Regions from separate parts of the Homo sapiens genome. Here region 2 is linked to region 1. Evidence: read pairs that join two places in POLR2A ChIA-PET (ENCODE). Cell type or tissue: GM12878. All regions are shown on one strand. Region 1 overlaps PPP4R2 (protein phosphatase 4 regulatory subunit 2). Region 2 holds the start of LOC124906349 (small nucleolar RNA U13).

Evidence for each region. ChIA-PET counts read pairs that join two places held together with the same protein. Peaks named below come from ENCODE experiments on the same cell type or tissue, not always from the same donor. Only the 100,000 strongest peaks of a DNase experiment are listed, where the experiment ranks them.
Region 2: POLR2A ChIA-PET joins it to region 1 with 7 read pairs; 2 of 35 experiments call an interaction of 5 or more read pairs at or near these places.

Annotation. Positions count from the first base shown.
Region 1 is chr3:73,024,796-73,028,795 of GRCh38, reverse strand. The region is part of intron 2 of PPP4R2 (protein phosphatase 4 regulatory subunit 2); the gene reads right to left. It also overlaps the pseudogene RNU7-19P. Among named protein-coding and RNA genes, the nearest start is that of PPP4R2, 30 kb to the right of the region's middle. RefSeq lists enhancers at 1-20, 21-521. In GM12878, no CTCF peak of the experiment used is centred here; no DNase peak of the experiment used is centred here.
Region 2 is chr3:73,078,779-73,082,778 of GRCh38, reverse strand. LOC124906349 (small nucleolar RNA U13) reads right to left here and starts at 792; the gene lies at 689-792. RefSeq lists an enhancer at 1,866-1,925. In GM12878, no CTCF peak of the experiment used is centred here; a DNase peak (open chromatin) is centred at 1,945.

The sequences.
Region 1 (4,000 bases):
TAGACACACTAGTCCTACTTAAGGCTTTTGCACTGAAAGATTCTTCTACCTTGGCCGGGCGCAGTGGCTCACAAAAGTGCCTGTAATCCCAGCACTTTGGGAGGCCTAGGCGGGCGGATCACGAGGTCAGGAGATCAAACCATCCTGGTCAACATGGTGAAACTCCGTCTCTACCAAAAATACAACAATTAGCTGGGCATGGTGGCGCGCATCTGTAGTCCCAGCTACTCGGGAGGCTGAGGCAGGGGAATTGCTTGAAACCAGGAGGCACAGATTGCACCACTGCACTCGAGCCTGGTGGAAGAGCGAGACTCCATCTCAAAAACAAAAAAAGTCTTCTACCTGGATTTATCTTCTATATATTGCACGGCTGACTCCCTTATTCTTGGGCCTCGATCAAATGTCACCTTCTAAATGAGACTTCCCCTGACCATCTTATTTAAAATTCCAACTACCTGGGCCAGGCATGGTGGCTCACACCTGTAATCCCAGCCTTTGGGAGGCTGAGTAAGACCCCGTCTTTTTTTTTTTTTTTTTTTGAGACGGAGTCTTGCTCTGACACCCAGGCTGGAATATGGTGGTGTGATCTCAGCTCACTGCAACCTCCACCTCCTGGGTTCAAGCTATTCTCCTGCCTCAGCTTCCTGAGTAGCTAGGATGACAGGCGTGTGCCACCACGCCTGGCTAATTTTTGTATTTTTAGTAGAGATGAGGTTTCACCATGTTGGCCAGGCTGGTCTCAAACTCCTGACCTCAGGTGATCCACCTGCCTCAGCCTCCTAAAGTGCTGGAATTAGAGGCGTGACTCACTAGTGCCCAGCCCACCCCGTCTCTTAAAAAAAAAAAAAAAATCCAACTACCTATTCACTCATAAAAAAAAAAAAAAGTTTTTTTTAACATGGGAGTTTGAGGGGAGCGGTGGGGAGGCTTTCTGGTAAAGACCTCCCAGAAAGCCTACTAGACAAATTCTAAAAGAGCTGTAACATTCTCCACTCTTAACCCTCATTTCCCTTACCCTTTTTCTTATTTTTGCATTGCCCTTACTATCCAGTAACATAATATATAATTTATTTATCTACTGTCTGCTCACATATTTATTCACACACACAAACACACACACACACACACACACACACCTCACAAGTACCAAGAATTTATTCATATATATAAAACAAATACAAAGTCTGGCAAATAGTAGGCACTCAATAATTATCTGGTGATTGAATAAATGAATATCCTGAAGCCCACTCTGTGGGAATAATGTCTACAAACCATCTACAGTAGAAAAAACAAATCAGGTAGAAAAAATGCCACCTTCCAAGCAGATCTGGGAATTATGTGTAGAACTGCTTTGGCAATTAATAGGGGAATAGCTGGGAGCGGGGCTCACGCCTGTAATCCCAGCACTTTAGGAGGCCAAGGCTGGCGGATCATGAGGTCAGGAGATTGAGATCACCCTGGCCAACATGGTGAAACCCCGTCTCTACTAAAATGCAAAAAATTAGCCAGGCAATGGTGGCGCACGCCTGTAGTCCCAGCTACTTGGGAGGCTGAGGCAGGGGAAGAGCTTCAACCTGGGAGGTGGAGGTTCAGTGAGCTGAGATCATGCCACTGCACACCAACCTGGTGACAGAGCAAGACTCTGTCTCAAAAACAAAAAAACAGGGGAATAGATTCATATTTGAACTGTAATGCATAATAAAAATAGCAAGCACATACATAATCACAAATGCCAGGTACTGTTCTAAGCACTTTGGACATATTAACTCAATCTTCAGAAGCATATGTATGAGTTGGGTGGTACTACTCTCCGCATTTTATTATCAATAAGACAACTTCGAAACAGGTTAAATAAACTGCCCATAATTGCACAGGTAATAAGTAACAGGGCTGGGATTTCAACCCAGGCTTTATGGCTTCAGAATCCATACTCTAATTACATCATGACATCTAGTTACAGGAACAGTATAGGCCAGGATTGTCCAATGTTTTGGCTTCCCTGGGTCACACTGGAAGAGAAATTGTCTTAGGCTGCACATAAAATACACTAACACTAACACTAATGATAGCTGATGTGCTTTTTTTAAAAAAAAATCGCAAAAATCTCATAATGTTTCAAGAAAGTTTATGAATTTGTGTTGGGTCACATTCAAAGCTGCCCTGGGCTGCATGCAGCCTGCGGGCTGTATAAGCTCGGTATAGGCCAAAAAACATTTAATGCAAATATGCATCCCTAAGCTATTATGTGGTAAGAAAAGATATATAAAGAATTTAGTTGTCCTCAGGGAACTCACTCTAAACAAAAAATAATGGCACGGCAAATTTTATATATGATGATAGAAGTGGGCTGAGTCACATCTAATTCAGGGTCAATGGAGGTTTTCTAGAAGAGATGACCCCTTGCATGTATCTTTTAAAATGAGCACAAAGTCAAGAGCAACACAGAAGAGGGAGAAAAAATGTACACAAAGGAAAAGTAAGGTCTTTGTTCCAGCAAAGGGAACAATATGTACAAAGTCACTGGGACGAGGCAGTACGAATTTACTAGAGAATTGAGTAATTTAGGAGAAAAGAAAAACACAGGGAACAAATAGAAAAATATCAAATTAAATAGAGCTACAATTATTTATTTATGCCTTAAATCTCATAAGAACTTTAACTTGAGCAAGGGAGAAGGTGCAGAAAGATTTTAATCATGGGAATAACATACTTATATTGTAGCATGACTACTACTAATAGCATATATTAGACAAGACTAGAAAGGGCAAGCAAAATCAAGTTAGGAAACCTATAAAAACCCAGGCAAGGTGAGAATGATGAACAGATATTATCTACAGATCCATAACCTAATGTTGTCTGTGAACCCTCATGTTCATTCCCACTAATGCTGCACCATTACAAATTCTCATCTCCTCTAGCTTAAATACCATAATCATCTCCTGAGTGATTTCCCTAATTCCTTTGAATTAGACTCAATTTCTCCAAGGCAAAGCTCTGATTTATCTTTTCTCTGCTCAAAAGCCTTCATTAATTTCTAATGTCTTTCTAAAGCCAAAATTCTATGCATTAGCAAGACCCTTTCTAATCTATCCTAATTCTTCCTCCACAGCTCTGAACTTTACTATTCCTTTGCTCACTGTTCCCTCTGCCCAGACTAAGTTGAAATGCCTCCTTGCACCATGATGCACTGCTAAATATTCCTTGTCAGAAATAAACTTTTTAAGTTACTGCTCCCAAAGCACTTTGTTTATAACTTCCTTAAAGCAACTATTATATTCTTCCCCAGACCATAATCACCAGTTCTACGTCTTTTTTTCCTTATAAAGATGAGGTTCCATGATACTAGGCTAACAGAAGCTACAGTATCAAGAAATATAAGCATTTCAACAATTCAAAGATCTTAGTAAGAACAATAAACGTCTCACAATAATAGAACAAGGGTCAGTGCTAAATTTATCTGGACCCTTAAAGGTCAGAAGGTGATTCCCACTGACACAGTAAGTTGCCATTATAACCTTCACAACAGTTTTAAGATAATAATTTTAACATATTTTACCAATATGATGAATTGCAGGTACTGTATACACATATATGCTGGTTATAGCACATACTAATGAGTCAGCTCCCCAGCTCATGGTTCCCATTTTCTTTAAAAGGTACTGAATACACAAGGATGGGCCTCCAGTAGCCAGCTCTGTTTCTCTCATCACCCCACCTGACCAGGGCCAGGCCAATCAGATTATTTTCCTCCAAAAATGTGAAATATGGAAGACACCAAGACTGGAACTCAGTCCTTTGCTAGAACCTGAAGAACAAGTCTAACAACTTCTGCTGCTGAGGTCCCTGGGCTCCATCCTCATACCCTTTGGCTTGGTAGTGTAGCTCAACCCTTGTTTCTAAGTGTTATTTCAATATCCTTCTAATAAATATTTCTTTCCCTTCTTTTCTAGTTTTCTTTTGGGCTTACGTGAACCACAATCAGTTGTGCTGCTTGGAAGCA
Region 2 (4,000 bases), 54 kb before region 1:
TCTAAATCACCTGGTGCATAAAATGCCAAAATGGCTCCACTAATGACCTTTTATTTCACATCCCCAGCTGTACGACTTGAGAAGTGCCACTCTCTGGTGTCAATTTTAAAAGAAATGTCTCTGTGTTATTAAGGATTACCAATTGGGTCCCCTTTGAAGTTCCTCAAGAGATACCAGGAAAGCTTTCAATAGCTTTTAACTCAAATAAATTTATGAAAATGATTATAACACCTCCATCATTGCCATTTGCCCCAGACATTGCTACCATAGGGACCAAGATGTTGTCAAGGACCTGCTTTTAGACTTTGTTGACATCAATGTCAGATCAATGGCTGAAATAAAAGCATCTTCAAAATACTTCATAAAGCAACTGAATGACATGAGTTGCACAGAACATCCAAGCCTGCTTGGAGTGCCATGTTTGGTCAAGGAGAGGGTGGAAGAGGGAAACTCAAGACCCACTACCTGCTTTCAAAAAGTCTTTCTCCATAAATAATACAGGAGTTTTAAAAAGATAACAGATACCTCAAGCATTCACTGGAAGAATCACATCCACAAATTCTAATTTTGGGTTTGTACTGACCACAAGAGTCTGTGTCCAACACGTGTAAAAGACCTTTTGGCAAATTCATCACTTTATATACAGTTTGATTTTGGATACCTTCTTCATTTTACTTTTCTTTTTTCACATCAAACGGGGAATGTGCCAACATCGTAACAAAGTCTGAGGGAGGCACATCTCACATACGAGCGTGAAAACCCAATCATCACACTTATGAACTATAAAAGGATCCTGGATTTTATTAACGAGCACATTTCTGGGTTTTGCTCTGCCAAGCTTCATGCTTTCATCCTCAGGCTAGTCTCCTCAGAGATAGAAAGCAGCTGTTCACTTCAAGACCTGAGTCTGAGTTCCTTGTAGGAAGAAGAGGTCAGAGAAGGGAAAAGGTAAAGGGGCCAAGGGCGCAGAACTTTCTCCCAGCAAGAAAACATCACTCCGGACTTCTGCTTTCATCTTGTCGGCCAGGGCTGTATCACAGGGCTATTCCTAGGAAGCTGGGTGGCCAGCAGGTCGCCTTTCCACCCTTTATAGAAAAGGTAGGCAATGGCCAGGCGCGGTGTCTCACGCCTGTAATTCCAGCACTTTGGGAGGCTGAGGCAGGCGGATCACTTGAGACCAGCCTGGCCAACATGACAAAATCGCATCTTTATCAAAAATACAAAAATTAGCTGGGCATGGTGGTGCATGTCTGTAATCCCAGCTACCAGGAGGCTGGGGTGGGTGAATCATTTGAGCCCGGGAGGCGGAGATTGCAGTGAGTCAAGATGGCACCACTGCACTCCCGCCTGGACGACAGAGTGAGACCCTGTCAGAAAAAAAAAAAAAAAAAAAACTAGGCAAGTGGAGAGTGACAGATAATGGCTTTGGGACATCAATCATTGGTCTATCAAGGGACCCAGCCAAGAGTTTTCAGTGTTTTCCTTTGCCGGTTAAAGACACTAAAACACTACCAGCAACTCTCACCTATTACCCCTATCATTTCCTAAAAGAAAGGGTATTTGAACACTGCCAAGGCCGGGCACAGATGCCTGTAATCGCAACACTTGGGTAGGCCGAGGCAGGCAGATCTCTTGAAGCCAGGAGTTCAAGACCAGCCTGGCCAACATAGCAAAACCCCATCTCTACTAAAAATACAAAAAAAAAAATTAGCCAGACGTGGTGGTGGGTGCCTGTGGTCCCAGCTACTCAGGAGGCTGAGGTGGGAGGATCACTTGAACCTGGGAGGAGGAGGTTGCAGTGAGCCAAGATTGCACCACTGCATTCCATCCTGGATGACAGGGAGCTTGTCTCAAAAAAAAACAAAATGAAAAAGAAAAAAAAAAACCCCACAAAACCTGCCAAAAGAGGAGGAAAGACAATCTCAGAATAATGATCTGCCCACACACTGCACCATCACTTTCGTTTTGTGCAAAATTCCCCCCATTGCTCTTAGTTTCTGAGACATTTTCAGTGAAACGTCAGTCCTGGGAGTGGTGCTGAGTGATGGTGGCCCTGCATTCGCAGCAAGATGCGTAAACCACAACACTGAAGGGCCTATGGCGTTCGGAGACAAAAACTGGAAAAATAATGTTTTTCGGATTTCTTCATACAAACGACCATGGAAGTAAGTCTTATTACAAACTTACACGAGTTGTCATAAATGGAATGAGAAGTAGAAGGTGGAGGGGAGGGGAAATGTCTTCAGGTAGGATACATGAGGAAATGTCTTCAGGAATAAATACACGAGGAGCAGCTGTCAGCCACAGAAGGCTTTCACAAAGGCAGCAGCAGGTTGGGCAGGTCTTGACAGAAAGCGCAGACAGCTGGCCCTCCCAGGATGGGAACGCTGACTCCACTCAAGGCATCTGGTTCATGCACACTCCGACGCAAACCGTGGTGGGATGGTAGCTTCAAGGGGTCGTGCTGTCATTTCTCTTCAGTGAATAGGTCACGTGGCTAGGGAGTTTGAATCTTTCCCTCCTTTTCCCAAAGAAGATTTTGTACCTCTCACAAACAAACCATCCCATTTAAAGGAAGAACGCAAATTTTGCCTTGGAAGAGCAGACTTGAAATCGGTCATTAAGAGTATGAAAGGTCATTTCTCCATTGAGAACATTCTAGGCATTTCAATTATTGGCAGCAGCCCTTCAAGACTGTTTTTCTGCTAATTTTCCCTCAACCTCTTCAGTTGCATTCTGAATTTTCAAAAGTAGGACCAAGCTAGTTATGAGTGACTGTAAATTTGGAGGACGGAAATACACATGAAAATAACCACTACTGGCCAGGCGCAGTGGCTCACACCTGTAATCCCAGCATTTTGGGAGGCCGAGGTGGGCAGATCACGAGGTCAGGAGATGGAGACCATCCTGGCCAACATGGTGAAATCCCATCTCTACTAAAAATACAAAAATTATCTGGGCCTGGTGGTGCATACCTGTAATCCCAGCTACTCAAGAGGCTGAGGCAGGAGAATCGCTTAAACCAGGGAGTCGGAGGTTGCAGTGAGCCGAGATCGCGCCACTACACTCCAGCCTGGTGATAGAGCAAGACTCCGTCTCAAAAACAAACAAACAAACAAAAACCACTACTTAGAGATCACTGGGTGCGGTGGCTCACACTTGTAATCCCAGCACTTTGGAAGGCCGAGGTGGGCAGACCCCATGAGCCCAGGAATTCAAGACCAGCCTGGGCAACATGGCGAAACCCCATCTCTACTAAAAATATAAAAAATTAGCCAGTAGTGGTGGTGCACTCCTGTAGTCCCAGCTACTCGGGAGGCTGAGGTGGGAGGATTGCTTGAGTCCGGGAGTGGGAGGTTGCAGTGAGCTGAGATCATACCACTGCACTCCAGCCTGGGCGACAGAGACGCCATCTCAAAAAATAAAAAATAAATAAAAAATAAAAAAAGAACAGAGGCCAGTAAACTTTTCCATCAAGGCACAAATAGTAAATATTTCAGGCTCTGTGGGCCACATGGTCACAGCTCTACTGCAGTCCTAGCAAGAAAGGAGCCACAGACAATACATAAAGAAATGGCAGTGGCTGCATTCCAATAAAACGTCATTATGGATACTGACATTTGAATTTCAAGTAATTTTTACACAAGTCACAAAATACTACTTTTCTTTGTGTTTTTTCCAATCATTAAAATATAAAAACTATTCTTACTTCACAGGCCATAAGAAAACAGGCAGTGGTCCCACGGGCTGTAGTTTGCTGATGATCCCTGAACTAGAAAATAAAATAGATAAAGCACTCAGGAACAAATTGAACAAGAAATATGCAAACCTCCATGAGGAAATTTAAACATTTTTGAAGTCACAAAAGTTAACTTGAATAAAAAGGTATACCATGTCTTTGGTTAGAGAGATTCAACATCCTGAAGATGCAAATTCTTCCACAATTAATTTTAAAATGTATTATGAGGCCGGAAATGGTGGCTCACGCATGTAATCCCAG